6 separate regions of the Mus musculus genome follow, and regions 2, 3, 4, 5 and 6 are each linked to region 1. A link is a loop called in an ENCODE intact Hi-C map of the cell type or tissue named here. Cell type or tissue: left cerebral cortex. All regions are shown on one strand. Links, peaks and the distances in the headings refer to the core of each region. The heading gives the core; the rest is flanking DNA. Region 1 has its middle 4.2 kb from the start of Gm23104. Region 2 has its middle 53 kb from the start of Mylip. Region 3 has its middle 30 kb from the start of Gmpr. Region 4 holds the start of Mylip (myosin regulatory light chain interacting protein). Region 5 has its middle 50 kb from the start of Gm40932. Region 6 has its middle 41 kb from the start of Gm40932.

The links. A loop is a pair of places that touch in the nucleus more often than their neighbours do. Peaks named below come from ENCODE experiments on the same cell type or tissue, not always from the same donor. Only the 100,000 strongest peaks of a DNase experiment are listed, where the experiment ranks them.
Region 2: a loop joins it to region 1, with 7 times the contacts of the local background. A loop is called at or near these places in 18 of 42 quality-filtered maps.
Region 3: it touches region 1 in a loop (10-fold over the local background); 41 of 42 quality-filtered maps call a loop at or near these places.
Region 4: a loop joins it to region 1, with 5 times the contacts of the local background. A loop is called at or near these places in 13 of 42 quality-filtered maps.
Region 5: it touches region 1 in a loop (3-fold over the local background); 9 of 42 quality-filtered maps call a loop at or near these places.
Region 6: a loop joins it to region 1, with 2.4 times the contacts of the local background. A loop is called at or near these places in 7 of 42 quality-filtered maps.

The regions. Positions count from the first base shown.
Region 1 is chr13:45,027,828-45,033,217 of GRCm38, forward strand. No RefSeq gene overlaps it. Among named protein-coding and RNA genes, the nearest start is that of Gm23104, 4.2 kb to the left of the region's middle. In left cerebral cortex, for the core only: a CTCF peak has its summit at 3,182 (motif pointing right); DNase peaks (open chromatin) are centred at 3,209, 3,645 and 4,019; H3K4me3 peaks cover 385 bases; H3K27ac peaks cover 1,018 bases.
Region 2 is chr13:45,439,831-45,445,220 of GRCm38, forward strand. No RefSeq gene overlaps it. Among named protein-coding and RNA genes, the nearest start is that of Mylip, 53 kb to the left of the region's middle. In left cerebral cortex, for the core only: a CTCF peak has its summit at 2,966 (motif pointing left); DNase peaks (open chromatin) are centred at 2,861 and 4,585.
Region 3 is chr13:45,474,274-45,479,663 of GRCm38, forward strand. No RefSeq gene overlaps it. Among named protein-coding and RNA genes, the nearest start is that of Gmpr, 30 kb to the right of the region's middle. In left cerebral cortex, for the core only: a CTCF peak has its summit at 3,199 (motif pointing left); DNase peaks (open chromatin) are centred at 3,191 and 4,660.
Region 4 is chr13:45,386,867-45,392,256 of GRCm38, forward strand. Mylip (myosin regulatory light chain interacting protein) reads left to right here and starts at 2,876. Exons shown (of 7, transcript NM_153789.3): 1 at 2,876-3,177; 2 at 4,323-4,513. The coding sequence starts at 3,091. In left cerebral cortex, for the core only: CTCF peaks have their summits at 2,665 and 3,543; DNase peaks (open chromatin) are centred at 2,784, 3,659, 3,900, 4,189 and 1 more place; H3K4me3 peaks cover 2,280 bases; H3K27ac peaks cover 1,796 bases.
Region 5 is chr13:45,154,214-45,159,603 of GRCm38, forward strand. No RefSeq gene overlaps it. Among named protein-coding and RNA genes, the nearest start is that of Gm40932, 50 kb to the left of the region's middle. In left cerebral cortex, for the core only: a CTCF peak has its summit at 2,216 (motif pointing left); a DNase peak (open chromatin) is centred at 2,228.
Region 6 is chr13:45,145,206-45,150,595 of GRCm38, forward strand. No RefSeq gene overlaps it. Among named protein-coding and RNA genes, the nearest start is that of Gm40932, 41 kb to the left of the region's middle. In left cerebral cortex, for the core only: no CTCF peak of the experiment used is centred there; a DNase peak (open chromatin) is centred at 2,487.

The sequences.
Region 1 (5,390 bases), core at 947-4,946:
GTGGAAGAAAGACAGCATTTTCAACAATTGGTGCTGGCACAACTGGTTGTTATCATGTAGAAGAATGCGAATCGATCCATACTTATCTCCTTGTACTAAGGTCAAATCTAAATGGATCAAAGAACTTCACATAAAACCAGAGACACTCAAACTTATAGAGGAGAAAGTGGGGAAAAGCCTTGAAGATATGGGCACAGGGGAAAAATTCCTGAACAGAACAGCAATGGCTTGTGCTGTAAGATCGAGAATTGACAAATGGGACCTAATGAAACTCCAAAGTTTCTGCAAGGCAAAAGACACCATCAGTAAGACAAAAAGACCACCAACAGATTGGGAAAGGATCTTTACCTATCCTAAATCAGATAGGGGACTAATATCCAACATATATAAAGAACTCAAGAAGGTGGACTTCAGAAAAGCAAATAACCCCATTAAAAATGGGGCTCAGAACTGAACAAAGAATTCTCACCTGAGGAATACCGAATGGCAGAGAAGCACCTGAAAAAATGTTCAACATCCTTAATCATCAGGGAAATGCAAATCAAAACAACCCTGAGATTCCACCTCACACCAGTCAGAATGGCTAAGATAAAAAATTCAGGTGACAGCAGATGCTGGCGAGGATGTGGAGAAAGAGGAACACTCCTCCATTGTTGGTGGGATTGCAGGCTTGTACAACCACTCTGGAAATCCGTCTGGCGGTTCCTCAGAAAATTGGACATAGTACTACCGGAGGATCCAGCAATACCTCTCCTGGGCATATATCCAGAAGATGCCCCAACTGGTAAGAAGGACACATGCTCCACTATGTTCATAGCAGCCTTATTTATAATAGCCAGAAACTGGAAAGAACCCAGATGCCCCTCAACAGAGGAATGGATACAGAAAATGTGGTACATCTACACAATGGAGTACTACTCAGCTATTAAAAAGAATGAATTTATGAAATTCCTAGCCAAATGGATGGACCTGGAGGGCATCATCCTGAGTGAGGTTACACATTCACAAAGGAACTCACACAATATGTACTCACTGATAAGTGGATATTAGCCCAAAACCTAGGATACCCAAGATATAAGATACAATTTCCTAAACACATGAAACTCAAGAAAAATTAAGACTGAAGTGTGGACACTATGCCCCTCCTTAGAAGTGGGAACAAAACACCCTTGGAAGGAGTTACAGAGACAAAGTTTGGAGCTGAGATGAAAGGATGGACCATGTAGAGACTGCCATATCCAGGGATCCACCCCATAATCAGCATCCAAACGCTGACACCATTGCATACACTAGCAAGATTTTATCGAAAGGAGCCAGATGTAGCTGTCTCTTGTGAGACTATGCCGGGGCCTAGCAAACACAGAAGTGGATGCTCACAGTCAGCTAATGGATGGATCATAGGGCTCCCAATGGAGGAGCTAGAGAAAGTACCCAAGGAGCTAAAGGGATCTGCAACCCTATAGGTGGAACAACATTATGAACTAACCAGTACCCCGGAGCTCTTGACTCTAGCTGCATATGTATCAAAAGATGGCCTAGTCGGCCATCACTGGAAAGAGAGGCCCATTGGACACGCAAACTTTATATGCCCCAGAACAGGGGAACGCCAGGGCCAAAAAGGGGGAGTGGGCGGGTAGGGGAGTAGGGGTGGGTGGGTAATTTTGGTATAGCATTGGAAATGTAAATGAGCTAAATACCTAATTTAAAAAAAAACTGTAAAATTGGGGGCTGGAGAGATGGCTCAGCCGTTAAGAGCACGGACTGCTCTTCCAGAGGTCCTAAGTTCAATTCCCAGCTACCACATGGTGGCTCACAACCATCTGTACAGCTACAGTGTGCATATATACATAAAAACAAATAAATAAAGCCACCATGTGGTTGCTAGGAATTGAACTCAAGACCTTTGGAAGAGCAGTCCATCCTCTTAACCACTGAGCCATCTCTCCAGCCACCAACATCCTTGTTTCTTATGCCTTTGGATTGTTATCTTGTGGCTGTTTTGTCTACTATTCATGTTCAGGCTTTTGTATATGGACCCGTTTTTCATTTCTTTGTGGAGGGTGGGGGTGGATGTACATAAGAGTAGAATGCTCAAGCATATAGTGGTTCTATATCAAATGTTTGGAAGTAATGCCAAACTGATTTCCACAGCACTTGCAATGTTTCATAATCTCATTAGGAAAGTATCAGATTTCAGTTTCTCTGTGTCCTCATCATCATGAGATATATTTTGAAAAGTTTTCCTGGAACTCTGAGACAGCTCAGGATAGTTTAAATGATCTGGTTGCTTGAACATCATTTTTACCCTCAACTTGGGATCACAGAACTGTTAATATAGAGCAGTGTTTCTTAGTCAGGGTTTGTATTCCTGCACAAAACATTATGACCAAGAAGCAAGTTGGGGAGGAAAGGGTTTATTCAGCTTATACTTCCACATGGCTGTTCATCACCAAAGGAAGTCAGCACAGGAACTCACACAGGACAGGAACCTGGAGGCAGGAGCTGATGCAGAGGCCATGGAGGGGTGCTGCTTACTGGCTTGCTTCCCCTGGCTTGCTCAGCTTGCTTTCTTATAGAACACAGGACTACCAGCCCAGGGATGGCACCACCCACAATGGGCTGGGCCCTCCCTCCTTGATCACTAATTGAGAAAATGCCTTTCAGCTGGATTTCATGGAGGCATTTCCTCAAGGGAGGCTCCTTTCTCTGTGATAACTCCAGCTTGTGTCAATTTGGCACACAAAACCCAGCCAGTGCACAGTGTTTCTGCACTGAGAACAACGCCGAACACCTATTTATCCCGCATTCACACCTGTTTAACCTTACGGCTGTTTTTGACGATCCATTTCTCTCTCTCCACCATGCAATTCCAATCTTGTGAAAATTCCCATTTGCTCTCATCATTTCATAAATCTCAAAATTGGACCAAAAAAAATCATAAGAGACAAGACTTGAACGTAGGTTCATTTGTGTGTATTGTTTTTGTTTTTGTGATACCGAGGGGTCCATGAATTTAGATTGCAGAAATCCAAAGTAGAGACTTGGTCTCCCACCCACGCGTAAAGGGCACCTTATCTGAATGGGGTCCCTTGCACTGAGAAAGACAAGTTGTTTTAAAAAGTGTAGTTAGTCTCTATCGTCAGCAGAGGGCAGACCTCAGCAGCCTGAGAGCTGGTAGCCAGGATGCGATCTTGACACCGCGTTGCGTCTCTGAGGGCCTGCAGGGGGCGCTGCAGCTCACATCAGCTGCCAAGGACGCTGCCGTCACCAGCTGCTGGCTTCTGGCTGTTGCTACTGTTCCTCACATGAAGCTGGGGGAAAGAATTCATCATTTGAGAGGTTGAGAGAGGAAAGGGCACGCTGCTGTCTTCCTCAAGACACTGGCCTGCTGCAGACATCCGGGAGGTTTACATTTTTGGGATTCAATTCGGTCATCTGAATTTATCATGGCTACAAAGAATATAAAGTCAAAGAAAAAAAATTGTATGTTAAAGTTTTCTAGTGACAGTGTACTTTTCTGAACACGGAACTAAAAAGGATAAACAGCCGCGGGCTAGGGACAAGGTTGAGTGACCCCCATCAGGACCTCCACGGGAACGTTTCCTGCTGTGAGTCAGTTTCTTCAGGGAGAGCAAGAGATGGAAACTCCATCTGACAGACCTGATACCGACTCTGGAGTTCTAAAATAGAACTCTGACACGTTTGGGCTAAACGCCTTCTCCTAGGAAGCAAGATTCTCGGCTCTGCATTTCAGAGGCAGATACTGGGGAAGACTGGTTGCTTGGGTTTTTAGGGTTTCTTGAGGTTCATCCGCATCTAGAACTGATGTGTGAATTGTGTTATTTCTTGGCCTATCATGCCTATATGCAAGCTATTCTGCTATAATAAATGAGGCTATTTAACTTTTTTTTTCTGTTTTCTTTTTCTTTTTTTTCTTTTTCTGTTTTTGAGAAAAAGTCTTATTCTACAGCCCAGGCTGGCTTGACATCCTGTAACCCAAGCTGTCCTCAGTCTGCTGACACCGCTCCCCGCTCAGCTCTCAGCCTCCCTCAGTGCATACACTACGTCCCCTTAAAGGACTTAACACTTTTGAGGAAGTCTTTATGGTCCTCGTTTTTTTAAAAACAAGAAAGCCACAGCTGTTAAAGTTCAAAGTCACGGAGTGAACCCCTGACAGAGGAGAAAATGCCACAAAATGGCTAATCTCCCTTCAGGGCTGTTGACAGTTAGTGTGCTAGTATCAACCGGTGTTATCACATTCCTCAGAAGAGGCCTGGCAGATGAGGGGCAGGATGCCCACTTACATTTAGATTCCCGGCAAAGAGCAAATACCCTTTAGTCACACCCAAAATATTGCACAGGACATGCATACTTTTCCCGACCCCAGTAGACAGTTGTGGAGGAAGAGATTTCTCTCTCCTCCCATCACTAGATTTCGATTGGAGACTTACAACAGATTAACAAGAGAACAGTATAACAAATTGATTTTGTGTGTGTGTGTGTGTGTGTGACCTGGGAGACCAGAAACAAAGGCCCAAAGAATGAGAGAAGTTGTTTTTATCTGTGTGTGTGTGTGTGTGTGTGTGTGCCTCTCTCTGTCTCTGTGTGTGTGTCTGTCTCTGTCTCTTTCTGTCTCTCTGTGTCTCTGTCTCTCTCTGTGAAGGCATCTCTGAGTATCTTCTTCTATCCTGCTCCATTTTACTTTTTTGAGACAAGATCTCTTCACCAACCTGGAACTTGCTGTTTAGCCCAGATTAGCTGACCAGCGAGCCCCCGATTTCCTCTTGTCTGCCTCTGGGTGAGATATAGGTGCAAGAGATCTGACCTCAGACCCTCAGGCTTGCTCACTAATTACTTTATCCATTGGGCCACGCCCCATCACTGAGATACTGTAATCTTGTAGGCACTTATGTAGAGGTATGATTGCTCAAAAGGATGTGATCTGAGGCTGATAGGCTGGGAGAACTCAGACACTTCTCAGTGGCCCTGGAGCTTTGGAGAGAAGGGTGCTCCTTTACCTCCAGTGTAGGAAGAACGCCTATCAAATGAAGGACTTGAGATCTGTTTCAGGATGGAAGGGGGTCGGGGGAGAAAGAGTTTCCTGCTCTGTTAGTTACTTTATCATCGTGCTAGCCAAATACCTTTTGGGAATAAAGGAGGAGGATGTATTCTGGCTCATGGTTTCATAGGGTGCAGTCCGTACTTACTGGTCTCCATCACAGCACCAAAGACTTAAGCAGAACATCATGTACCAGGAGTAGAGGGCGGCTGTTTACATCACAGAGGCAGCTAGTAAGAGTATGCGTGGATTGTGCGTGGCCGGTCATACTTTTAGTCCAGTACTTGGAAGGCAGAAGCAAGCAGATGTCAGCAAGTTCCAATCCAGCTTG
Region 2 (5,390 bases), core at 833-4,832, 410 kb after region 1:
GTTCCTAGCCATGCAGGATGCCTGTGATGTGATGACAAATGAAGCCATGCACAAGAAAATGCAGCCATGGTATGGACCTGCAAACCTAGCACCTTGGAGCCTGGGGCAGGAGGATCACCAACTTCAAGGGCAGCCTGAGACCTAGGTTATATAGTTACAAACATACATACCCCAATACATGTACATACCACACATACACACATGCACACACCACACACTACACATGCACACACATTATACACACATGCACATCACATGCACTCACACACATCATACAGACATACAACACACACATGCACGCATACACTACACACAAGCATAGTATACACTACACACATATACACACACACATCAAATGCCCACCATACACACACCACACACAACATCCACACCATACACACACACATGCATGCGTGTACACACACACACAGCTTTTTTTCATTGTTTAGTAGCTCATGGTATCAGTGTGTGACCCTTACATTTATTTCAGTCAGCTGCTCTGACAGCGTCCTCTGCAAGAGTGCGGGCACAGAGAAGAGCAAGCCGTTTCTCAGAGTAGCATGCCCACAAACAGTAAAAAGCATGGAGCCATGCCAATAAACACAACACACACTCCACTGGGATTGGACTAAGCAGGAACAGAAACTACATTAACAGGCCTGTAAAAATGGGGACAATGAATGTTATAGCCAGCTTCAGGGTTGTAAATGCTCTGGGAAAGGGGAATCGTGGAGGTTTTACTTGAAATGGTTGGAATTTATCCAGTCACATTAATGTTTTAGGTTAGGTATTTGTTTCATTTGTTTAGTATGTGTGTGTAAGAGAAGGGGGGAGTGGAAAGACGAGGGGGTGGAAGGGATAGGACAACTTGTGGGAGTTGGTTCTTCTATTATACAGGCAGCTAGAAACTTTACCCACCTTGCCGTTTTGCTGTCCCTAGATTGGTTTTATGAGCCCTATATACCAAGTTATACCAAGTGTAAATCATTTTCTCTCCTTTTGGGGGGGAAAGTGGTAAAATAAAGACGAATCATTGTATCTACAGCCAGAAAGCACCAGCCTGGCCCTCACTGCTCAACCAAGTGCCTTGTATACAATGGGCTTCAAGTAGACATCCAGGCAATGAGTTTCTCAAGGCGCCATTCCGTCAGCAATTGCAGCTTACAGTACTCAGACACTGCTGGCTTGGGGTTTTTGTTTGCTTTATTTTTAAAACGAATATATGTTGCTGTGATCTTATTGAGCCGCAAACAAGAAAGGCTGGTGTGATAATCTTCTCAACTTTATGGGAGTTTAGAATCACCATGGAAACACGCTCCTGGGTGTGTCTATAGAGATGTCTCCGGAAAGAACTGTTCCCTGAAGAAGGAAATCCCTCCCTAAAGGTGGGTGGGCGAGATTCACAGGTTAGGATTCCTGGCTGAATTAAAGGGAGAAAGTTGTGTGGACCACAGTATTTATCTCTCTCCCCTACCTGGTCATGGTATGACATGTCTGATCTCCTCTCAGGTCACCACCGAGATGTGGCCAACCCTCAAGCTTCGAGCCAACAGTAAACACTGCCTTCCTTCAAGTTGTTTTTATCAATTGTTTTGTCACAGTGCTGAGACACATACTAATGTGACAGGCGAGGCCCAGTAGCCAGCACTGTAGAGTTTTGCTGCAGTATGTTGTCTTCTGAGCATTAACAGCCATTGGTGATCCAGCCTGTTGGTGTTTTCCTCACAGAGGGGTGGGGTGGGGTGGGGAGGGTTGGTCCGCCTTCCCAGAGATTCTAGCCAATCACGCCTCATTGCGGTCACCTCCCAGCTGTATGTAATTCTGCCTCAGCTGAACAGTTATGTTGGAAGGTACCAGAAAATGTATAGCATTGCGGTTCACCGAAGGCCTGGACTCTATGATATAGCTTCTAGGAGTCATTAGGCATGATGGGGTGGCCCTTTTCAGGGATGCAGATGTTTATGAGTCACCTCTGATCCTGTAGGTAGCTCCCAGTCTGTGCCCCCATAAGTTCCATCAATTCATTTGATTCACCAAATTGGACCTGGGTGACATTTTTTTTCCCTTTGGTTTGTTGTAGGAAGAACCGTTGCTGTGATCCGTCCTCTGTGCCCTGTCTGAAATGAGATGTGTATTCCCCAGAAAAGTCCTTGTAACAGGTACACTTCAGCCAGACCCACAGTGAAGGGTCGTGACTCACCATGGCGCCTTTTCCTTTCTTTGCTAGGAATTTGTCCCAGCAATGGGCAACATTACTACTTTTCTTCTGTCTATTTTTTCTTCAAATTAAAATTTAAGAATAGGAACACGCATGTTACGAAAGCCCTCCTACCACCTGGCTTTTGGAAAACTTGATTTGCGGGAGCAAGCTGTTCGTTCCCAGCGTGCTTTTCCACTTACATTTGTTTTGTTGTGGGTATTGGCTGTGTTGTTTAGGAAATCCAATCTCGCTCCTTACCTCTAGTCATTAAAACGATGTTGGGTTAATGGAAGTTATTAACCAAACACTTTTCCATTTAAAACTGGAGCTTAGATATGTATTTTAGTGTAAATCAATTAAAAGTCAAGATGCTTGTATTTGGCTTGAAATGCATTGCCCAAGGGCTTTGAGTGACATCTGAACTAGAATAACCCCTATCCCAAGCCTTGCTTCTAACTTCATGCTTGGCTCACAAGAGTTCCTTGTTTGCACAAACCACTCCCGACTGCAAAATGGGGGAGGGGGAAGGTTAAAGCTGGAAACACACACCTCACAGAAGGGTGGAGTGGAGAGGGTTGCTCTGCCCTCCCAGAGATTCTAGCCAAACAGTCCTGACTGAGGTCGCCTCACTTGTGCTAAGTCCTTCTGCTAAGTCCTTCTCAACTGACCTGTCACCTAATGCTGTAAGATCCTATGAAGCAATGTACAGGCGGTTGGATCCAGTCAAGAAAATTGGTTGGAGTCTCTACTGCCACCTCGAGGTTATTGAGCTGAACTACAAAAATGAGAAAAAAATAAACTACCAGGCATTTTATGGTTTGTTTGTTTGTTTTTTGGTTTTTTTTTTTCCATTACAAACTAACTAGCATAATAGGAAATCCTTGAGAGGAGTGGATAGTCCTCAGAAAAGTGGGAAATTCCATCAAGGAATGGGCCAACGAGCCAGAAAGATGGCCTGTCCCAAAATCATCCCTCCTGAGCTACAATGGCTAAGCTTGACTCAGCAGCTACATCTTAAAGCTCTATGGGCCAAGGGCTGCTCCACAGGGAGAGGCTGTCAAGCCCCCATGTGGCTTCCCAAGGAGGAGGGGCTCATGAAACAAGCAGGAATGAGTATGTCGGGCATTTCCTGGCTGTAGAACGGATGGCAATCCGATCATGTTGGTGGGCTTTCTGCCGCCATGAGGGAACAACTGGAGAAAGCAGCTTAAACGAGGGACCTTTTGTTGTGAATGCTGACTTCACAGGTCCTGGGCCTGTGGTCAGACAGTGAACCACAGCAGAGTGTGTGAAAACAAGGGGCTGCAAGCTCCAGTAGCCAGGGGTGCAGAGACACAGGAAACATCTGGGCTTCTAATTTATCACTTTTAAGGGTGTGCCAGGGACCCAACTTCCCGGCACTGGGCCCCACCTCCTAAAGGTTCCAACACCCCCTGATGCCTCCTCAAGACACCCATGGTCTTTGTGAGGCAGTTAAGATCCAAACTATAAAACCGTTTACCATTCTCTATGTCCTAGAATCTAGACTCTTAGCTTGTTCTTTGATGCATTTAGACAAGACAGAAGTGAGATACAACATGGAGATTTAATGTTCCCTCATGATTTTATATCCACGGGAGGCCATTCCCCCCCCTCCCCCAATATTTAGAAAATGCATCTTAAAAACCTCCCCATCTGAGACACTGCGGAGGAGGGGAAAAGGAGTGGTAAACTGTAGTTTTCTCCCACGAGCTATTTTAGGAGAACTGTCATCTATGATTGAGATTTTGCGTCTCATTCGGGCTTCTGTCTACTTTGTTTCTGAAGAGCTCTTAGTTTTCCGTGCCCTTCCTGTGTGTCCAAAGCCATCTCAGACTGACCCAAGACTCTGATGACCTTTGACTTGCGGAGCTTGGGAAGAGGGTTAGTTCTTAGCCGGGGGGTGGGGTGGGGGGGTGGGGGTGGGGGGTGAGGGGTACCAAGAGTCCCCCCCCACACCCCATGGACCTTCTGTGGGGAGTTTTGGGATGACCTCTTTCTGCCTCACATGCCTGTGGTCATGGACAGAGCTATTTTCTGTATCTTGCCAATCCTTACCTTCTAGGCAAATGATGATCAGAGGGCCAGCTCATTAGTGACAACCCATGGTTTGGCCTCCAAATGGCAAGCTGTCTTTCACAAGCAAATATGAGTGTTTATGACAGGAGCAGAGAAGGGAACAAATGCCCTTGTGGGTGCTGTGTGTGATATAACCAACCGGCTGGGGTAGCATCCAGTGTCATCTGAGGTTAGTGAGCAAACTTCACAGGGAGATCCTCAGTGTTGGTCTTCCCTATGGAGTGATTTGATTCCTCAGGGAACTGCCTGCAAGCAGCTTTCCTTTCTGTAACTAAAGCGAGCGCTTTATGCCAGCATCGCCCACAGTTGTGTCTATAGCCTATAGTCTTCTGTGGTTAGGTCTCTCCTTTTAAAAGTGATACTAGAGGCAGCACCGGCTCCAAGGATCTGAGAGCATTTCATGTTTCCAATGCAAGAAAATTGCCTTATGTCCAGTGTAGTCCTTTGAAACTCAAGGACAATGACGTTCACCGAGACGCTCTGCCTGTAATTAACTGCCCTAGGGCCCGGGGTACTCAGATGGAGCTGGGGCTCCTTCTTCCACTTACAGGGAAGCCATTCACACTGCCTTAGATGAAAACAACCAGAGTTGCCAGTGGAAAGAATTAGTATGTTTTAGGAATGAGAGCTGAAAGCAGCAGACAAGTAAGTCTGAGGCGTTGTGTTGATGTTAATCAAAGGGGAAGGGGAAGTTCACATTGTGTGCTTATAGTGAACTCTGCTTCAGTAACACCGGGGATAACAGGACAGGATGGTGTCCCAGGAAAGTCAGAGGTTGCCACACGCCCGTCCACAGGATGCATGGGAGTCACGTGCGTCAGTGAGCACTTGACAGTTGGAAGGGCGGATTAGGAGAATAACAGAAGTCAGTATAAACCTCGAAAGACACAGGTTAGAGGAGAGTGGGCATCGCCCTGTGGTAAAGTGCTTAACTAGCAGGCACTGGCTCCGGGTTCAGTTCCCAACACCATTGTTGTTTCAAAAGGAGAAAAAGAAAAGAGGGAACCTCTGAAAGCTATGGAGGAAGTTGGAAGAGGGAAAAGAGGAGAGCTGGCCTCAGCGGACCCACTGACCTGGTAGAAATCGATCTCTC
Region 3 (5,390 bases), core at 939-4,938, 450 kb after region 1:
TGGAGGCCTTGTGGAAGCTGCAAGACTTTGACAAAGATCTAGAGGCAATGAAGCCACCTGCCCTGTACCTGTTGTCCATGGAGGGAGACTGCATGGGAAGAAGTCCCTGCCTGCCTGGGTGGTGTCAACAGGGGCCCATAGAGCAGACCAGTAGGAGATCCTGTTGTTCTGGTTGATTGTTTGGTCAACTCTACACAAGCTAGAGTTACCTAGGAAGAGGGAACAGCAGGAGAGAAAAGCCTCCAAGGGATTGGTTGATAAGCAAGCATGTGGGACATTTTCTTGTAGAGAGTGATGGGTGGTGCCCACCATGGCAGGTGGTCCCTGTGTGTCTAAGAAAGCAGGCTTAGGTCAGCCAAGAGGAGCCAGGCTCCTTCAGTGTTCCTCTGCTTCAGCTGCTGCCTCTGCATTGTTCCTGCCCTGACTTCCCTCAGTGATGGAGTGTGGCCTGAGAGTTTACACTGGAGTAAATCCTTCCCTCCTAGAGTTGTTTTTGGTCATGGTGTTTATCACGGAAACAGAGACCCCCACCCGCCAACGACCACACCTGCTAACAGGACAAAAGGATAAACTACAGAGCCAAGAGAAGATATTGGCAGATTGGAAAGCAGACCAAGGATGAATATGTAAAATGATCAAGAAATCACAACTTCCATGCTTTAAAAAAAAAAAAAAACAAACCCAAAACAACTTAGAAAACGGATGAAAAACTAGAACAGATATTTCACAGAGGAAGAAGATATACAGATGGCAAATGAAAGTATGAGGATTTGATCAACATTATTAGCTATCAGAGAAATGCAAATTCAAAGCACAGACCATCCATCCAGAAAACTAAGCCAGCACTGGGCCTGGGAGTATAGCTCACCACGGTGAGTGTTTGCCTGGCGGGCACTGGGCACCTCACCTCTGGGTTTGATTCCCAGCAATGAATAAACTGTTATGTTCAAGTTGCAGGAACCCAAAGACAGCTGAGGAGCCAATTCTGATGCACACACAGGGATCTTTATTACAAGTTCTCAAGCAAGATCTCTCAGACTCTCACTGTCGCAGGGGGTCAGAGTGAGAGCCCCGAGTCTAGGAGTTCAGGTTGTTTATTGTGGTTGCAGCAAACTTGGGAATTTTCCATACAGGTCAGCAAGTTAATATTTTAAAAACTGCACTTCTGGCATAATCTGTAGGAACCAAACAGGATGGTCAGGTTATCTATTCTCTGCAGGATGTCTTAGGTTATCTGTTTGTACCTTGACCCTGCTTTTGTGACCTGACTGGCTGTTGCTAAGGGCAGTGGGTTGCCGTAGGATGCTCGCTCTGGAGGACTCTGTGATTTTCTGGAATTCTTGGTCTCGCACAAAATGGAGCTTATCCAAAAACAAAGTAGGTCGGGCTTAACAAAACCACGTGTAATACCCGTACTTCCAGTGTATGGGAGACAGAGACAGAAAGATGAGGAGTTCAAGGCCTGTCTGACTGGAGACTCTGTAGGAACAAGAGATGCTAAGGATGCAGAGACATCTGATCAGTCAGGATGCACTGAGAGGAAAATGGAAGATGGTGCAGGCATGCTCCGGAGATGGCTGTACTCTGGAAAATCTCAGCCACTGCTTACAAAAGCAAGCATGCAACTGTTATGTGGCCTAGTAACGCTGATCTTGGACATTTATACAGGGAAATGAAAATGTATGCGTGTGGATGTTCAGAGCGTCTTAAAGAAGGTGCAAGTCTGACCATCTACGTCTGTTCATGCTAAAAGTCGATGACCATCTATCTGTTCAATTTAATTCTATTCTTTAATAGAAAGTTGGACAAACTATCCTTGGATTTACTTCAAACATAGAATGCTGGATTTTATGCGAAGAGACCTCTTAGGCTTAGAGAAGGACACAGGGAAGTGGCCCTGCTCTGTGCCAAGCTGAGACAAGTTTGGAAGGTAGATGGTAACCCCAACTGTGGTCTCTGGGAAGAGCAGCCCAGAGTTTTAGTCAAGGAAACCGAGGCGGGAACTCCAGCTGGAAGTAGAGACCAAGGATGGAACACTGGCCCGATGCTCATGAGGCCTTAGGGTCAGTGCCCAGTGCAGAAATAAACTTCTGCCTCCGGCTCAGGCTTGGCCTCAGGGCATTCAGAAGCCCAAGCAAGGGCAGGGCAGGGACAACAGTGGGAAAAGTTGTCACAACAGTGGAACATAAGAGTGTCCTCTTCCTCTCTATCATGATCAGATATCTAGTCACCCGGGTTCTTCTGTCTCTCTAGGGACAGGGTCATACATGTTATACATACTAGACAATACTTTCTATACATATAAATACATTATATACATACTAGACAATATGTTATATATACTCAGACAATATATGATATATATATAAATAATTCATGATATATGCATAGGTAAAACATGACATAATTTAGGCAACACATGATATGCATGCTAGACAATACATGATGTACATCTAGACAATATGTGATATACATACAACAATATATGATACACATATAGACAATATGTGATATATAGGTAATACATGATATATATGTGTGTGTGTGTAATATATACATATAGACAACACATGATATACATGCTAGACAATATGTAATATACATATAGACACTACATGGTATATATGCTAGTCAATACATGAATACATATACACAATACATGTTGACAATACATGATATACATATAGACATATATGTACATATGTCTTATGTTAGATAATACTATAGTAAATGACATGGGTGTTCTGAACCCTGTGTCTTTGCTGTCTGTAGAGTCTGAGGTCCCCTGGCGTGTGCCAGCTGTAAAGTTTGTTCTGTTGTTGGCCAAAGCTCATCTCTTCTGTCTGGGCAACTCACGCAGTGTTTCTGAGTGCTTTCTACATAAGTTATGGGACCATAGCAGAGTTTCCCAACTCTTCTGAGTCACTTTCTGATCCTTTAGTGTCTTGCCCACCTCTGGTCAGTAACTCCTTCGATCTCCCCTTAATTAATTAAACTCTGTTGTCAGCCCAATTGCCACCAGCAGCTAGTTTTCCTTAAAGGGTGTAGTGTGTGTTGGTATGGGCAGAGCATTCCACTAGAGCCATGAGAAAATCGGAGTTCTACAAGGACACAGCCATGGATAAAGACAATTCCTACTCAAGCTAGCTGAAGAACTGTAAATTTGAAAGCCAGTGTCTGAGCGCCCTCTACTGGAAGCAATGGCACATTACTCCCAGCATCATTTTCCAGCACAAAAGACCTAAATTGTTGAGATGAGACATTGGCTTAGCATTTTCTTGACTCTCACTTTCAGTTTCTTCCAGAACTCCTGATGTTGACACAAGACATGACATATGAAGGTGTAAGTTAATTAAAAGACGCTTCCAGCATCCAAGATGAGGGAAAGGTGAGAAATACTGAGAGGCTGTGTAAAATGGAGTCGTTTCTGTTGCATGCTAAGGATAAATAGCATCCTTGCCGATTCTTGCCAGCCTGCCCAGAAAAATGTGAGTTCTAGCAGCAGTTTCTCAGTTATCACTGACAGAACCTGATTGCTTAATGATTTATAGCTTTATTACATAGTGGCCAAGAGCAAGCCCCTCTGGTAAGTCACTTCTTCAATTTGGTGACAAGAAACCAGCCATCAGGAATGATGTATTTCCTTGTAAGTTCCTTGAGAAATACGAGATTTTTCCTCTGTGTGCCTGTGTGTGGTGTTTATGCCCGTGTGTGTGTGTGTGTGTGTGTGTGTGTGTGTGTGTGTGTGTATGTGTGTATGTGTATGTGTGTGTGTGTTTGTATGTGTGTGTGTATGTATGTGTGTGTGTGTATCTCTAGTCCCTGCTTTTTCTTTCTACTGACTTTGCAGTTGTCCTGATTATTTGTTGGTTTACTACAGTACTGGGGATCAAACTTAGGGCTTCATGTTGAGATTTCATTGAGCGTTTCAGTTCTTATAGTATAAGAAATACGATAATTTGAATAAGCATGGTCCCTGTAGGCTCACTTGTTTGAATGCTTAGTCATCAGGGAGTGGCACTACTTGAGAAGGATTAGGAGGCATGGCCTTGTTGGAGGAGGTGTGTCACTGAGGGGTAGATTTTGAAGTTTCCAAAGCCTGTGCCAAGCCCAGTGAGTCAGTTAGTCTGCTGTCTGTCTGTCTGTCTCTGTCGGCATGTGTCTCTTTGTCTTTCTCTCTCTGTCTCTTCCCTCCTCCTCCCCTCCTTCCTCCCCACTTTCTCTCTCTGCCTAAGGAGCAGGTGTAGCTCTCAACTTCTCCAGCACCATGCCTGCCTGCCTGCCTGCCTGCCTGCCGCCATGCTCTCTGTCCTGAGGATGGAGTAAACCTCTGAAACTATAAGTCAGCCTCCAATTAAATGTCTTATTTTATAGGAGCTGCCTACCAAGGTAGACACCAATGGTGTCTCTTCACAGCCATAGAACAGTGCCTAGGAAAAGTAACAAGACTGTACAAGTTCACTAATATCCTAAAAGCCTGCAGAAGCTATAATCAACCTGGGCCTTTTTTTTTTTTTAAGTTGGAAACATTTTATTTAAATGTGTCAAATAATCTCCCTGTTCTTAGACCAGAAGGTGTGAATACATTCCACAAGAACACATGATCTCACTGCTGTGATTCACAGAGTAACAGTCAGATGGCTTCGGATTAGATAGTTAAAGATCGCTCCTTCCTGGGTTACAGCTGGCAGACACCACCAATCTCTTGTAGCTATGTGACGAAATAGTGCTAACCCTGCTTGAACTCGAGAACTTCATTACCTTAGATCCTTCATTTCTGCTTGGCTTCCTTATTGGAAATGACTTTTTCCATGGTCCCTAACACTCATACACCTTGGTTTCTCCCCTGGACAGCCCATACATGTTGGCCAGGCCCTGTGCTCTGTTCTCTTGTTCCCAGAGCCAGGCTGTGAGTCAGATGGATGTTCCAAGGCACCTTCACTCACGATTGGTCTCTGAGCCACCAATCGGGACTTTTCATCTGATAGGAGGAGGCTGTACCACTGTGCACTACTTTTGAAAGGAACACTAACCTAAAAAGATGGAAAAGTGAACTGTGGCATGGCCTCTGTCACTAACTAGGCGCTTTATACAAGTCCTTGAACATACCCGGGCCTTAGTTTTCTTTAATAATAAAATATTTTTATTCATTTATTAATACATTTATTTTTTTCATTCCTAAAATCATCTTTATAAAACTTAGTCTGGAAAGTTCTATTTTGAACTAACATGGGATTTTAATTTTACGAGCAAGTTTTTGCTTTGTTTGGAAACAAGATCTTACTATGTTGTTCAGCCTGAGTTCAAGTGATCCTCCTGCCTCAGACAGATTCCCAAATAGTGGGAACCACTGATACCTCTGATCCAACTTTAGTTTGTTTATTTGTGTA
Region 4 (5,390 bases), core at 499-4,498, 360 kb after region 1:
AGTCTTTTACTAAACCTTGAGCTCACGGATTGGCTAGACTATCTGGCCAATGAGCCCCTGGGTTCTTCCTTTTTTCTCCTCCCGACCCAGGGATTAAGAGCACACACCACCAAGCCCTGCTTTTTATGTGGGTGCTAGGGTCCTCAAGCTTCCACAGCAAGCTCTTTATACACTTTTAGACAGAGTCCCACTGTGTAGCCCAGGCTGGCCTCAAACTCATGATCTACTTACCTCAGAGGCCTCCCAAGTGCTGGGATTCCAGGCATGTGTGCATGTGTGCCACAACATTTGGCTAAGAGTTTCAATCACTCAGTTCATTCACTAATTAATTTTTATTTATTTAATTTTTTATTTAATTAATTTGAGGTCTAGTCTTTAGCTAAAGATATCCTCAAACTCCCTACTTAACCTACAATGACCTCAAGTTTCTGATGCTTCTACCTCTATCCTGCAAGTGCTGCTGGGATTGCTGGCCTGGTGTCACACCGCTGCCATTACACACAGTGGTGTCTCACCACTGCCATTACACACAGTGGTGGCACACTGCTGCCATTACACACAGTGGTGGCACACTGTTGCCATTACACACAGTGGTGGCACACTGTTGCCATTACAGACAGTGGTGGCACGCTGTTGCCATTACACACAGTGGTGGCACGCTGTTGCCATTACACACAGTGGTGGCACATTGTTGCCATTACACAGTGGTGGCACACTGTTGCCACCAGGGCCACTTGATGGTACTCGGGGCTAAGTCCATACTACGTGATCACTTTATCAACTGAGTTTCAATCCCAGCCCTTGATCTCTTTTGTTAAAACCACCTCTTTTCTTCAGTAGTAACTGGCGATGCCTTAGTTTAATTTTTACACTTTAGTGTTCATATATGTAACACGTATCGGTCAGAGGACAACCTGTGGTTGTTGCTCCATGGGTCTTGGGGTCAAATTCAGGTCATCAGGCTTGGTGGCAGGTACCTTAATCCACAGAGCCCCTTTGCTGGCTCTTTTCTGGAGATACTTGGTTTTAAAATGATTAGCTCTTTATTGAGGATCTCACAGAAGGAATTCAATGGATGTGGGTTAAAGAGATGCCTATGTCATTGTTAGCCATGCAACTGGTTTGTAAGTAACTGATGGTTGTTAAATTTTTCTTAATTAAAAATTTTAAACCTGACATTTCCTTCGCTTCTACAAATTATTTAGCTGCTCATATTAAAAATATAAATATAGAATCATTTCTATGAAAGAAAGCCATTTAAAAAAAATCCTTGCCAAACCCCAAAGTAAGATAGTTTTAAAGATAGTTAAATAGAAATGTTTCTGTTTTTGTTTCTTGTCTTGTCTTTGTTTATTCTGTTTGTTTATTTTTGTTCTTCTTCAGCTCCTTTCTACTCCCAGTATCTAGGAATTTCCCCAAATCTGTCCCCTAAGTTCCCCCTTGTTTAAGCTGGTTAAGTTTTGGCCTTTCAAAAATATTAAGCAATACAACCAATTTCCATGTTGCCTCCTCTCCTTATGGTGAAATTTCCAGCGATGGGCCACAGATTAGATAATCTAAATGTTATCTCCCAGGTACACGTGCCAGACCTGCTTCCGGGAAGGAAAGGAATGAGCAGTAGACCGGTGGATGAATGCAAGCTTACACTGGACTTGGAGCAGTTCGAGAACTGTACCATGTGTTCCTGAAACACAAAGCCAAAAGACTGAACAGTTCTCTCCGCGAGGGCTCTGCTAAGATCCCAGTCCTTCTCCGATGTTTTCCCCATCGTCAGAAATAAATATCACTGAGCCCAAGTACGAGGTGCACCACCAGGTTGAGCTATACAGCAAGACTTCGTCTTAAACGCACAGCAAACAAACGGCACAGAGATAGGGTCATTGGCAGGCAGGGATGGCTAGATTGCTTCCCAGCGGTGCTGGGGCGAGGGGGGGCGGCTTGCAGGAGGGGGTGTCCAAAAATAGCTAGTCTCCATTCTGCGAGGACACTGAGCTTCAGAGAGATGGAGTTTTCCAAAGATCCAAGGCTGAAACCCATATCTCCCGGCTTATCTTAGAAACCAAAAAAGACAGTATAGGCCAAGAGAAACAGGTGGTAAAAATATGAAGGTTGTACACCTTTAACCACTAATCTCTTGTATTGAGATTCCCATCCTGCTAGGTCCTGAGATGAGCCTGTTATCTTTAAGATGGGGTAACATCTGGGTGTCTGAAAGAAAGGGCAGGGAGTGTACCAGGTGTATAGTGAACGAATTGGATGAGAGATAGGCTGGGTGACATAACTTGGTAAGGTGTTTCAATGTAGCAGAACCCACACATAGAAACCCTTGGCACGAGTTAATATAAGAATGGTGCTTGGATCAAATTACCGGCTTATATTGGGTCAGCTGCAAAAACTTTTCTACTTAGATTCTTCTTTTGACAACCCACGGTGGCAAATGCCAGCGGAAAAGCCTCTTCTTTAGGCTCTCTGTCTTGCTTGCTTCTCTTTTGGCTTTCACAAACCACCTGGTTATTAGAGTAACCCCACGCAGGAGTCCTGAGAACCGTAGTAGCAACGTAGCATCACAGGAGCCTTTGATCACAGTTCTCTCAAACCCGGACAGAAAGGCGTCCCCTGGAGCTGCGGGCGACAGCGGGCTGGGAGGAGCGTCGCCCAGTGGCAGAGGCCGCGACCGTGCTGGGGATTGGGGAGAGGATGGGCTCCCACCTCCCGCAGCTCCACAGGCGGTGCCGGGAGGCGGGGCTTCAGCCCACCGAGACTGGGAATTGGTTGCCGGAGCTGGGGAGGAGGGGCAAGCACGCTGTGATTGGCGGAGTCCGGTGCCGGAGGGGCGGGGCCTCTATAAAAGACGCGTGCCTGTAGCGGCGCAGGCAGTAGGGCTGTCGGAGCGGCGCGGCCGTGTAGCTCCCGGGAACTGGCTGTCGTGGGGGTGGCGGGGACGCGAGTGGCGGCTGCGTGGGGTGCAGGGCGGGTGGCCGCACGGCTGCACCTTCCTCACGGAGCCCGGAGTCGACTTGGAGCAATTGCGGTGAGGCGACAGCTCCGGCGCACACCCGAGAAGAAGCGGCGGTGGCGGCGGCCCCAGCCATGCTGTGCTATGTGACGAGGCCGGACGCGGTGCTGATGGAGGTAGAGGTGGAGGCAAAAGCCAACGGCGAGGACTGTCTCAACCAGGTGAGGGCGGCGATCGGAAAGGGGATCCCTTCTTGTCCCCGGGAAGCCTCGGGGCTCGGGGATGCTCCCCGGGAGCCGGGCGACGTTGCAGCAGCGGCCCGTGGAGTGCTCCCGGGACGCCAGGCTCCAGCCTCCTCCTCCTCCCCGCGAGTGGAGAGTGCGGTGGGGGGGGGGCGGGGGGAGCATAGAGGACGCTTACGGTGGGGGATCCGGGGCCCGGAGACCAGAACACTGCTGGGAACCTCCACCCTGTCCGTTAGCCTGGCACTTTTCTCTAAAGAAGGTGGCCCGGCACACCTGCCGCAGGTGTGTGTGTGTGTGATGCCTCCCGTGGAGTCCTTGCAAAGCCCGGCAGCGCCACCCGCGTCCCGGGATGAGATGGTTGCAAGCGGTCGCTGGCCCCGGGGCTCCCTAGCTGATCAGGTGGGCCCGAATCTCAAGCCGCTTCTCAGAAGGACTGTTCACCTGACACTCTAGGCTTGCTAGGGATCCAGAGTATATTGAGTAATTTGCGGGGGACGGTTCTGCAGGCAGCCTCCTTCTTGAGGGGTCTTTACACGTGTGTTTTCTTAAGGGTGACTAAGGCTCCTAACGGGGTGTGCCTAATGGATATTGGCAGGCCCATTTGACCCCTTGAAATACTGTGTCTACGAGACCTGTGGACCTGAGCTGTTTGGAAAGGCGCTTGTAAAGCTTAGCTGACACTTGTAGCATGCTTCCTCAATGCGTTTGTGTTTTTGGAATCCAGATGGTTAAAACTGTCCAGATAATACGCTGCCAAATCAGCTGTGCAGATGGTGCTGCGGGGCGGAGGGGGGGGGTGGCGGGGGGAATTCCAGCGATTGGAATAAGAAATAAAACACCCTGTGTGTTCTTCTACCTCAGCCTTTTGGGAAGTCTGTTTTGGGGGGACCCCTTTCCCTGTGCCATTGGTCAGACCCTAGAAATAGTCAAGCAAGGCCAAGCCTCCACTGGAGGGCTGCGTTTTGGCTTTGCTGTTTCCTTAAAACCTTGTTTTTCCGGTCGGTCTACCAACTGGCATTGCAAGAAGGTAGAACTTTGGGAAAGCAGGGGCCAGTCCTCTCCTCGGATGGAGCCCTTAGGTTTGCACTGCTCACACCCCATACCTTTGGTTTTGTTTTTAGGTGTGCAGGCGTCTAGGGATCATCGAGGTTGATTATTTTGGGCTGCAGTTCACGGGGAGCAAAGGTGAGAGCTTATGGCTGAATCTGAGAAACCGGATCTCCCAGCAGATGGATGGGCTGGCACCTTACCGCCTTAAACTGAGGGTCAAGTTCTTTGTGGAGCCTCATCTCATCTTACAGGAGCAGACAAGGTAAAGCGAGGCCGAAACAAACCAATGTCAAGTACACCTCAGATTCCATTTAGTGGTAGCTATCGTGCCCTCCCGGAGATGTTCCCTGGCAAAATTGACTTGGTGCAAAGGAAGTTCAGGAAAAATTCAAGTTTTCCAAAGCACAGTTGGCCTGGGTGGGTTTTTCAACACTTGGTTTTTTGTTTTGTTTTGTTTTTGTTTTTCCTGTTCTGTATAATATTAGTGGGAGAGGCAGGGTTGACTTCTTACAAACAAAAAGAAAACCAACTTCCTGACAGCTTCATCTAACGCCCGCTAGTAACCCCGCCTCAGCAGTGTTACTACAGGTCACTGTAGACCGTTCTAGCGGAAAGCAGGAAACAGTTCCTCTTGGGTTACTTAAACTTGGTCAGTCCTCAGCCTAAGTGTCAGATTACAGTGTGTAGCAGGAGCGGCTCTGTCTGGCCTCCTACAGATTTTAAAACTTTTTTAAGTTTCACAAAATCTTAATAAAAGAACTCTTTGAGGGGCCACTGTAAAGTAAATTTCAGCCTACAGATTTATTAAAAATGATTGTTGGACATGTGTTGTTGTTTTTTTCCTCCTTGTTAAACTAAGGGCCACCAGCCATGGTAGACAACCGAAGCCTGTGGGTGTGGTCTCCTTTTCAAACGACCAAAATACACACACACATACCCGGTACGTTTCCCTCTGAGCTGACTATATAATACTTTTCTCAAAGATGAACCAAAATAGGAAGGTGATGTTTAATATTTATTACCAAAATGCAAGAGACTACAGTGGCGTGTGGAAAAAAGGAAAATGATTGCTTTGAAAGCCACAGCAAACTTTGGATCCCAGCACTGATGTTTTCCATACTCCTGTGGCTTGGCAATGG
Region 5 (5,390 bases), core at 705-4,704, 130 kb after region 1:
CTCTACCTCCTCTTCCTCTTCCTCTGCCTCCTCCTCCTCCACCTCTTCTTCCTCTTCCTCCTTCTCCTCCTCCTCTTCCTCCTTCTCTCCCTCCTCCTCCTCCACCTCCTCTGCCTCCTTCTCCTCCACCTCCGCTTCCTCTTCCCCCTCCCTCCTCTCTCTTTCAGTACTGGCGATTGAACTCAGACCTTGTCATGGTAAGCAAGTGTACTACTCCTGAGTTGTATCCCCAACCCTCTCTTTACTGTTGTTTTGTTTTGTTTCCAGATCTCATGCAGCCCAGGCTGGCTTCAAGCTTGCTGTGTGAGCAAGGATGACTTTGAATACCCGCTTCCTCCTGCCTCCACCTCCCAAGGGCTGGGTTTGTAGGCGTGAGCCACCTCTTTACTCTTCTTAGTGAGACAGGGTCTCACCACATTGTCCAGCACTGTGACTTGCTCTACAGTTCAAAGCTCTGAACTTGCAATCTTCCTGCCTGTGCCTCTTGAGTGCTGGGACTATTGGTCTGTACCACTAGGCCTGGCTTCTAAGTTGCCTTCAGGAAATAAGAATTTAGCTTTGGTCTCCCAGGATTGCTCTTGGAATGTGTGTAAGGAGTCATACCTTGGTTGAGAGAGAACTGTATTAAGCTATAGCCTCTGCATCCTGAATTCCCTTTTCCACCCATGAATTACCCCTCATTACCCATCAGACTTACTCTTGAAAAACAAAGATTGTGTGTATAGATTCTCTTGAGTCCCACTCCTGTCTTTCTATTTAGATGCCCACAAAAGCTTTGGGTTTTCTAAGTGTGCAGGCCACAGAGATAATACTTTCTTGGTGGTAGTGCATTCTCATGCAAAGATGTAAAGATGTGCTTGTGTCTGAAGGCACTAGAACATATTAGTCAGGATTCTCTTGCACATATATGTTCTTATTTGTCAACTGGAAGCCCTGGAACTCAGTCTGTTTGGATTTATACGAGGGCTTTACTATATAGGTATAGTTGACTAAATCATTCTGTTGGCGACCAACTTGACCTTTCCGATCTAGCTGACTCCATTTCCTTCAGTCTTTTTCTACCGTATCAATTCTCTTTCCTCTTTTTGATTGGATATATGCTTACCCCCATCCACCCCCTTGGCCTGGATGACTTAGAATGATGGTTTAGCCTCCTGTTCATTCACAATATGACTTGGTTGGTTTCTTGTAACTGTTGTGTTTTATAAAAAGATAAGAGAGGCCAGGAATATGTTTGGTGTAGGCATGGTAAGGTGTGGGGGAGGAGGATGCCTCTGCAGGTACCAGTCACAGACAGTATAGTATAGAATAGAGTTTATTCAGGACATGAAAGGGGAGTTGAGAGAGAGAGAGAGAGAGAGAGAGAGAGAGAGAGAGAGAGAGAGAGAGAAGGAAGAAGAAGAAGAAGAAGAAGAAGAAGAAGAAGAAGAAGAAGAAGAAGAAGAAGAAGGAGGAGGAGGAGGAGGAGGAGGAGGAGGAGGAGGAGGAGGAGGAGGAGGAAGATGAGGAGGAGGAAGATGAGGAGGAGGAAGATGAGGAGGAGGAAGATGAGGAGGAGGAAGAGAGGAATAGAGGTGGGCCATGAGCACGTGGGAATGGGGAGAGAGGGGAAAGGGGGTAAGGAGCAAGGGCAGGAGAGCAAGAGAAAGAGAAGGGGGCAAGCATCCCCTTTTGTAGTGAGTCAGTCACACCTGGCTATTGCCAGGTAACTGTGGGGTGGAGCCTAGACTAAATGCCAACAGTAACCATGGTATTTTTCCAGGAATACATTCCCTTTCATTCTTTCAACAGTTTGGTAATTTGACTACAAACCAAGGCGGCAGCAATTTCTTGGTAGCTTTTTTTTTTTTTTAAACCCTAAAGGTATCTGTCCAAGTATGTCCTTTCTTACCTTGTTTCCAAGTTACATTTCCTATTCTTCAAGCTCAGAAGTCTGAAATCCTGGAGTAGTTCTTGCAGCAGGCCCCTGGAGCTCTTGTTGATGTTTTTGACAAATTTCTCCCCTATAGAAGCGGGGCACTCTAATTAAAACAAAAAAAAAAAAAACAAAACAAAAAAAAAAAAAAAAAGAAAAGAAAAGGAAAGGAAAAGCTTCTAGGGGAGAAGAGAAGCCCACTCCACAGTGGTGTAGCGCCTGTAAGTTGCCCTTGTTCCAATAGATGGCTCCCCACCCAGGCGCATGCAAACAAGACTAATTAAACTCCTCCCTCAGAGACACAGGAGTAGGAGGGCCACCTGCTGGGAAGAGTAGGTTTAGTGGTAGGGAAAGGGAGAGAAATAAGATAAATGAAGGGCTGGAACTGATCAATATGTGCTCTGTTTGTTTATAAAAGTGTGAAAGAATAAATGAAAGAAAACCATACAGCATCTTATCTTAGAGGAACATCAGGCCAGGCTGTGAGGTTTAGGGAGGAAGAAGGTGGGCTTTCCTTGTTGGAAAGTGAAACAGCCAAATGACTGCTCTCAGTAGGCAATGGGGGGAAGCTACTGTCACTACCATGTTAGGTGTTAAAACTTCCTTCCTTTTAGGTTTTGGTGGTGTGGTACATCAATGACTTCCGGCGAGGGGTACTGAGGACTGAACCCAGAGCCTTGGACATGCTAGATGGACATTCTATTACCACACTACACTGCTACCCCCTTTTATATTTAATTTTGGCACATCTAAGAGCTGGTTTGCTATTGTTTGTATATAAAGTGCCTCTCCAAAAGGCTCATGTATGGGCTATTGCTATTTTGAGACTTTTGAGAAATTGGAGGAGGTGGAACTTAATAGGTGTTTGGGCTTGTCCTTGTCCCCTTCCTCTGTCTGCCTCCTGCCTGCTGTTATGAGCTAGGCTGCTCTGTCTAATGCCTTCCATGGCTTGAAGAATCTGCCCCCTGATGTCCCCACCTACCACCATGGAATGGAAACCCTGAGACAGCAAACAACTCTTCGCTAACACTGCTTATGCCAGATGTTTTGATCACTGTGACAGGAAGTCACACTGACACACACCTGATCAGCACTCTCACCCTTTTGCCCTGTATTTTTAAGGGCAGAAGAGACTTTAGTAACTTAAGTCATGCCAGTGGGTGACTTCTCTAAAGTCACTTGAACAATTAGAAACAAACACAGGAGTAGTAATAGGGTACTACTACGTATTCCAGGGTCAATGACTGAAATATTTACTTTGTTTTCATGCCTGATTTTTTTTTTTTAATTCCCCCTTCTTATCTGGGGATTGGCATTTCTTTTTAAACTCAAAGTAGGGTCTTGGTATATTGAAGACCACATTTTGACCTTCTGAAATGTAAGAGCTGTTTAAAGTAAAGCAGAGTTTGCTGATTCAACATTGGAATCCTCACAGCTAAAGAGATGTCTCAAAATAGCACTGAAGTTGAAGCTGGGGGTGGGGTGGGGGTAAGCCCCGCCGTGCTTATTGACTTGGATCCTGGAGATGCTCTAGTTTTATGGTGTTCTGAGGTACTTGGCCAATGGATGACTTCTCTCCTCATGCTTGTGAGTGAGGAGGAGGTTGGGATTCTTGGTTTGGGAGAGGGAGGGCTTCCTCCTTCTCCTTTCCTAGAGGATGTCTGTCCCTGTGCTTAGCTTCACATCTCATGAGAGGCATCCCTTCATAATTCTCAAGTACCGCCACTCTTAGGTGCCCCAAGGACCCCTTAGCCTCTTTCAGTGGGCAGCCCTCTCTGACTTCGGTAGCTCTCTAAATGTTGGCTCCAAAAGCAAACATCAAGCCTCCTCTACAAACCCCTCTCTAAGCAAGGACAACACCAAAAACCTGTGTGGGCCCAGTAATCTGTTCTCAGGAGCGGCTAGCTTTCTATCTGAAGTGGGATCTAAATGTTTTCTTCTGATGTTTCTTCCTTTATGCTTCGGGAAGTCTTGCTTTCAAAGACACCCAGTTCGTTTAGTTTCCCAAAATAATGGGAGGATCTTGCTATGTAAGCAATAAAAAATATTTTCTGAAAATGATTAATTCTAATACGGTTTCTAGGGTAACCAGGGGAATAAAATAAAACGAAGCAGCCGCTGGAAAATTGGTGTAAAATTCCATGAATTTCTAAAAGGCACCATTATCTTTTAAAAAATTAAAAGCTGAAAAACTATCGTTTGGCATTAGAGAACTTAGCCCTGGATGTTTATTGTTGCTAGTTTGATATAAATAGGAATATAAATTGGAAGGCTATAGAAGCAGATTATAATGCCCTTTCTTTTATAAGCATAACTTCTGAGGTAGCAGGTTAAGTCAAGTTTCTGTGTAAGCTACTCTTTCTTTGGACATGCTTAGGGAATTACCATTTGAATAATGCAATCTCCTTCCTTTGGTATTTAAAGACACATGATGGCTTCTGAACTTAGCATGTGGAAGGTCCAGTTAGGGAGATTGTGTGAGTTCCAAGCTAGCCTGTGCTACCATGAGTCTGGGCTATAGTGTGAGACACTTTCAAAAACATACAACCACATTAAAACTTATTATTGTTAATTTGTATGAAGAATTTTTAAAGCACACAAACACAATAGTTAAAAGTAAAATGTGTCAATAGATTAGAGGAAGCATCAAAGAACTCTGGTCCATTTACAGTGATTCAAGTTCTTTTTCTGTTTATAGATTGGCATTTCATTCAAATCATCTGTTGTCTTTTACTGCCTCTACAGATTCGTTCTCTCAACTGTCTTTCTCCAGAAGGCATGTGGGGTGGAGCCTGGGACTTTTTTCTGTCTTCTCCAGACATTTCCAGCAATGAGATAAAGTCCACTGGTCACATTCAGGAAACAAGTCCCGTTCTATGCGAAGACTCCGCCAGTGGCTCTGGGTTAGAAATCTGAGGAGGCTCATCAGACAACTCCAGGCCTCTCCGGGGTTGCAGGTGGAGAAGGGAGGAGTCAGCCACACGAGGGTTAAGTGCATGTGGACTGTGCTGCTGGGGTCCCAGCGCTTGGGCTTCCTCTCTGCTCTGACTCTCCTGGAACCTCTTGTTCCTAGTTCCACAAATGTGGCCAAAGCCTTCTCTAGCTGGTTGACCATGAACATTCTTTAGTCCCTGTTCCCTGGAGAGTCACCTTCTCTTGGGGGCACCTGGCCTCCCGTGATGACCCAGTCCCCTTCTCCAGAGTCATTCTCTACCCTAGGGGAAACTCTGGCATCCTCAGCCACCGAGTCATCGCCATATCTGCTACTGTCTATAGGTACTACCTTCTATAGGTGCTACTATAGCTGCCTACCAGCCCCTTTGTCCCTCTGATTCCAAGGTCAGAGAGAAGCTCTTTGGGCGGCTCACATTGAGTTTTCTATGTCAATGACTACCCTCAAATGACTCTGGAAGAATGTTCTTCTGATTACAGTGGTACATTCTCTATACTTTTGAAACTCCCGCATTTTAAAGAT
Region 6 (5,390 bases), core at 530-4,529, 120 kb after region 1:
GAAGGGAAGACCTGGAAAGGGGAAAACATTTGAAATGTAAATAAAGAAAATATCCAATCCAAAAAAAGTGTGAAAAAAAGTGTGGGGGGCGGGGAGCCTAGAGTCAGGGCTGTGATTGACAGAAGCAGAAGTTGCAATACTGCAAACAGATGTCCAGGATAGGCACTTTCTAGGCTGGGAAAATGGTTCTCCCCCCCACCCCACAGCCTCCGGTTCTAACATTTTAACTCAGTACAACCGTTTCAGAACCGCACATTCACAACTTTGTGTTGTTTGAAGTCTTTTACAGGTTGAATCAGATCTTTACCACCGAGATTCCTGTTGGGGTTAAGTCCCTATTGTGTTATTAGGTGTGAGTGTCATCTGATGGTGGTGTTGAGAGGCGGGGCTAAGTAGCCTAGGAAAAGTCATACAAGTAGGGAGACTCCCAAGGATGAGTCCCATGGGGCTTTAAAAGGAGGGGTGGGGGTGGAGGAAGAGTCAGAGTAAGTGAGTTTTTCCTCCCTCTCTCTCTCTCTCTCTCTCTCTCTCTCTCTCTCTCCTTTCTTTCCAACAAGGACAATCTCTTTAACATTATGGACTTAAATTTATTTACTTAATACTTAATTTAAACTTTCCTGCCAGTGAAAAACCTGCTTGCTGTGTTCACTGTGAACACAAACTCTTCAGGTAGTAGTATTTGCAACCCCTGGGACCCCAAGACTTACAGCTTGGTTGTTGTTGTTGTTGTTTTCTATATGACTTTGGGGGTTGAACCAGAGCTCCTTACCTTCTAGGCACATAGTCTACCTCAGTCTGGACTCTGATTTCTAGATCTGACTTCAGTAGTTTGGTAATTTCTGGTCACTTGGAATTCCCAATCTGACCCCTGTCTGGGATAGCTAAGTATTTCCCTCTTTAACATGCATGACTTTGGAAAGTATAATTTGTTTTCTCAGCTTTGTGCTTTCCCTTAAATGTCCTAGTTTCCAATCTGAGGATGTTAGCTTTCTCTTAGCTGTTCTGTTTCCATCTTGAAACTGCCCCTGTGTGCATGCCCCTGTGCTTTGGGGCATTATGGATTCTGAGGAGAGGCTAAGGCAAGATTCTGTCCAGCTCTTGAGCTTTGACAGCGTCTTTGTTCTTAGTCTTTGTCTCTTAAGGTTTTGCATTCTCATCTGTCTTAAAGGTTACAGTGACCTTCAACTAACAGCCAGTGAGTGAGCGATATGTTTCCGTTCCTGTTCCCAGCATTTTCTTTAGCTAAGCCATAAGCTAAGTATACTTCTCTGTTGTACCAGTCATTATTCTGTGACAGTAAACAACAGGAAAGCCGAATTCAGTGGAGACAGTTTCACTGTGACTGCCAATAGCCATCCACAACCCAGGCTTCTCTTGTAAAGGACTTTGAAGTCTGTTCTGGGGAGACTAGCCTGCAATGCCCTTCACCTCCTGCTTCCCCCCTTCTTTCTTGTTTTGCTTCTCCTAACTTTGAATATGTCACTAGACTTTTAATGGATTCCCTTTTGTGTTTTGGGATAATATTTTTATGTATATTCTTTCATATTCCGAGACCATGCACAGTTAAAAAATCGACTTTGAACTCATGAGAGCACTGTGCCTGGGATTTAGATTTTTCTGTTTTGATCCTTTCTCTAGACATTAGCCAAGGCCATCGGCTGACCCTAGGATGATCCTTTGTCCTTTTCAGGGTCAATATCACCATTTTATAGATGGGGAGGAATATACTGCCCAAGTCAGGCAGATTAAATATTATGGAAGAATGGGAGACTGTTTTTTGAGACAGGGTTTCTCTGTATAGCCCTGGCTGTCCTGGAACTCACTTTGTAGACCAGGCTGGCCTCGAACTCAGAAATCCGCCTGCCTCTGCCTACCGAGTGCTGGGATTAAAGGCATGCGCCACCATGCCCGGCTGAATGGGAGACTGTTAGCTGCTGGTGCATGAACATTTTCCTGGGGAGATGTGAATGATATCTATCCATCTCAGCTGGGGAAGTGGTTATTACAGGAGCACGAGTGGCCAAAACATCTGCACCACTGATGGGTCACTACATAAGCATGGATCACAGCTTCCCCATAGCTGTGTAGATGGAATCTCCACATTTAGTTAATCTTCCACCCTCTCTAGAAGCTAGCACCATCTAGGGCCCCATGCACCTGGGGCTGAGCTGTACACATCTGGGAGAGGGATGCAGCAAGGAGTGGCTGAGATCCTAGGCAAGGTTTTAGGGACAAGCATCTCTTATGGGTAGTCATAATGGCTCTACTAAAAATGCTAATGGCTGTTTTATTCAGAAGAAGCAATCCACAGCAACAGCCTACTTGCTCTACAGAGTTGAGGACCTAGTGAGATAGCAGAGTGGCAAACATAAGCAGCTTTATGGGATAGGATACCATTATCAAGACAGTGCATCTATTATTGGAGAATTATGCATGTTCGCCACAGCACAGCTTTGTATAGATTTTCTTCTCATTTCTATTTTAAGAGCTAGAAACTCAGCTTTATCTTGGAAGATTGTGTGCTGCATCAGAAGCAACAAAACTGAGACTCAGGGGATGTGGGTTCTTCTGGCTGATTTCATGAACCATTGTGTGCTGTGTAATTGCAGTTGTTACTGTTGCTATTAACAACAGGAGCTGGGAAGTACATTGGTTAAGTTTGTACTGTTTGTTTGTCTGTTCGGTCCTCACAACGACCGTGTTAAGGACGCGATTATTGTTATCGTTATCCTCATATCATAGGAAGAAGTTCTGAACGAGTCACTCAACCTCATATCTGAGTGCCGCTCAAACTCGTTGGTGTCCACTCTCAGATTGAACTCAGAAATCCGCCTGCCTCTGCCTCCCGAGTGCTGGGATTAAAGGCGTGCACCACCATGCCCGGCTACAAACCATTTTTTAAAAGATTTATTTTATGTGTAGGAGTGTTTATCCAAGTATATGTATGCGCACTATGTATGTGCAGTTCCTATGGAGGCTAGAAAAGGGCATCAAATATCACAGAATTGGAGCTACAAGTGGACGTGAGCCCCTGTGCAGATGCTGGGGGCATCTGAGTTCCCTGCAAGAGCAACAAGTGCTCTTAACTGCTGAGCCGCCTCTCCAGTCTCACATACGCACCATGTTAAATGAAGGAAATTAAGGATATTTTCTTTAGTTTAAGGATAATGGTATCCTACAGGTGTTAATTTATATTAAGATTTTGAAAAAACAGAAATCTATTAGTACAAAAATTTAATAAATGGAAAATCAGAATAATAAGCTACCAGCATATTAAAAACATCCTAGGCAATTAAAAAAAAAAGAAGAAAGAAACAGATACATCAACATGCTAATAGTGCCATATCAATCTCAATGGAATAATTGATTTTTTAAATCATCATTTCACATATGTAGTTGAAACACTATTTTAAAATAAATATATGGAAAAAGATTTCAAGATGGCTTTTAAAATATTTCTCTTTTCTAAGACTTTATTTTCTAAGATTTATTTTAAATTTTTTTATTTGCATGCATGCACGTGTGTGTGTGTGTGTGTGTGTGTGTGTGTGTGTGTATACAGGTCATAAAAGGAGTCAAATCCCTTGGAGCTGGAGTTGCAGGTGTTTGTGCCCTGCCTACTGAGGGTGCTTGGATCTGAACTCAGGTCCTCTGACAAAACCGTAAGCTTGTCTAACCATTGGACCATCCCTCCAGCACCTCCCCTTCCTCTCCCATGGCCACAGTGAGAAACCTGTTTCCCTCCATCCTTTAACTGTCTGGTTTAGATTCTTGGAACACTGAACTTCGTGACTGTCTCTGCTTTTGCCACATTTTCTGGCATTTTTCCCCCTCAGAGTTTCTCCTGCCATCCCCATCTTTCTAGCTTCCTTTGTGCACGCTGGCCTTGACGTTCGTGCCTTTCTCTCCCCTCTGCACACCGACAGTCAATAGTCCCTGCAGGGCTCTCAAGGGTTCCCCAGACTGGTTTTGTGGCTTAAATTGCCTGGCATTGATTATATTCCTTGCATCCAACTTCGAGTCTTCTCTCCCACAATTGCCCATCAATCTTCTGTACCTGAAGGCTGAGGAAGACTTTCTGTTCATTAATTAATTTTCTTACGTTCACCCATTCTCCTCTTGTCTGAAAAGAAACATTTACCCGTCTCCACACATCCTTAATGAGAATATTAAATATTCTCCAGTTGCTGGGAAAGCACTGGAGGCAGAGGCAGCTGGGAACCAGGGGTGGCTTCAAGGTCATGCAGCAGCGACAGGCTGAGGACAATGGGTGGACCTAAGCTGTTTCTGTGCTGGTATTTTAGGTGAGAATCAAGATTGAGGGCTGGGGAGCTAATGGATGCACCTAGCTTAGGAGTTCACACCCTCCTGCCGTGGCTGGTGTGTGTGCCAGATTTCTGTTACCATTAATGAAAGCCTGAAGTGATTAATTTATAAAGAGGAACCATTTGTTTTGGCTCACAGATTGGGAGGCTCTGTGATTTGTGGGCCCATTATTTCAGACCTGTGGGGAAAGATCACCTTGTGATACGAGTTCAGAGCAGAGCAAAACTTCTCGTTCATGGTCAGAAGCAAAGAGAAAAGAAGGGGTTGGGGGTCTGACACAGGCTGGAGTTATCACAGAGAAAGGAGCTTCAGTTGGGGAAGTGCCTCCATGAGATCCGGCTGTGGGGCATTTTCTCAATTAGTGATCAAGTGGGGGAGGGCCCCTTGTGGGTAGTGCCATCCCTGGGCTGGTAGTCTTGGGTTCTATAAGAAAGCAAGCTGAGCAAACGCAGGGGGTGGGGAGGGGGGGGGAAGCAAGCCAGTAAGAAACATCCCTCCATGGCCTCTGCATCAGCTCCTGCTTCCTGACCTGCTTGAGTTCCAGTCCTGACTTCCTTGGTGATGAACAGCAGTATGGAAGTGTAAGCTGAATAAACCCTTTCCTCCCCAACTTGCTTCTTGGTCATGATGTTTTGCGCAGGAATAGAAACCCTGACTAAGACAGGGTCCTACTATTCCCCTTAGAGCCTGGCTTCAATATCCTAAGGATCTCCCACAAGGCCTCAGCTTGATTCCCACAGCCTCTCACACCTTGGGGAACCAAGCAGTTAGTATAAGCCTTTGGGAGATTCACTATCCAAACCACAGCAGATGGGGCAAAGGTTTCCACAGGGAAGAGAGGACCATCAAGACACATACAAAGGACTGAGCCCCCACACAGAAATTAAATTCATGTCAACGAGGACAAAACCAGTGTATTCATTACCTTTCAGGATGAGTTCCCTGAGTCACCCACACATCCCTGGTATTGCACTGTTATTTGATAGAGCCCCCACCTCTGTCAAGTGGAATTCACCTACCCAACACTATGTTCAAGGTAAGATGGCAACACCCACCTTCTTGTT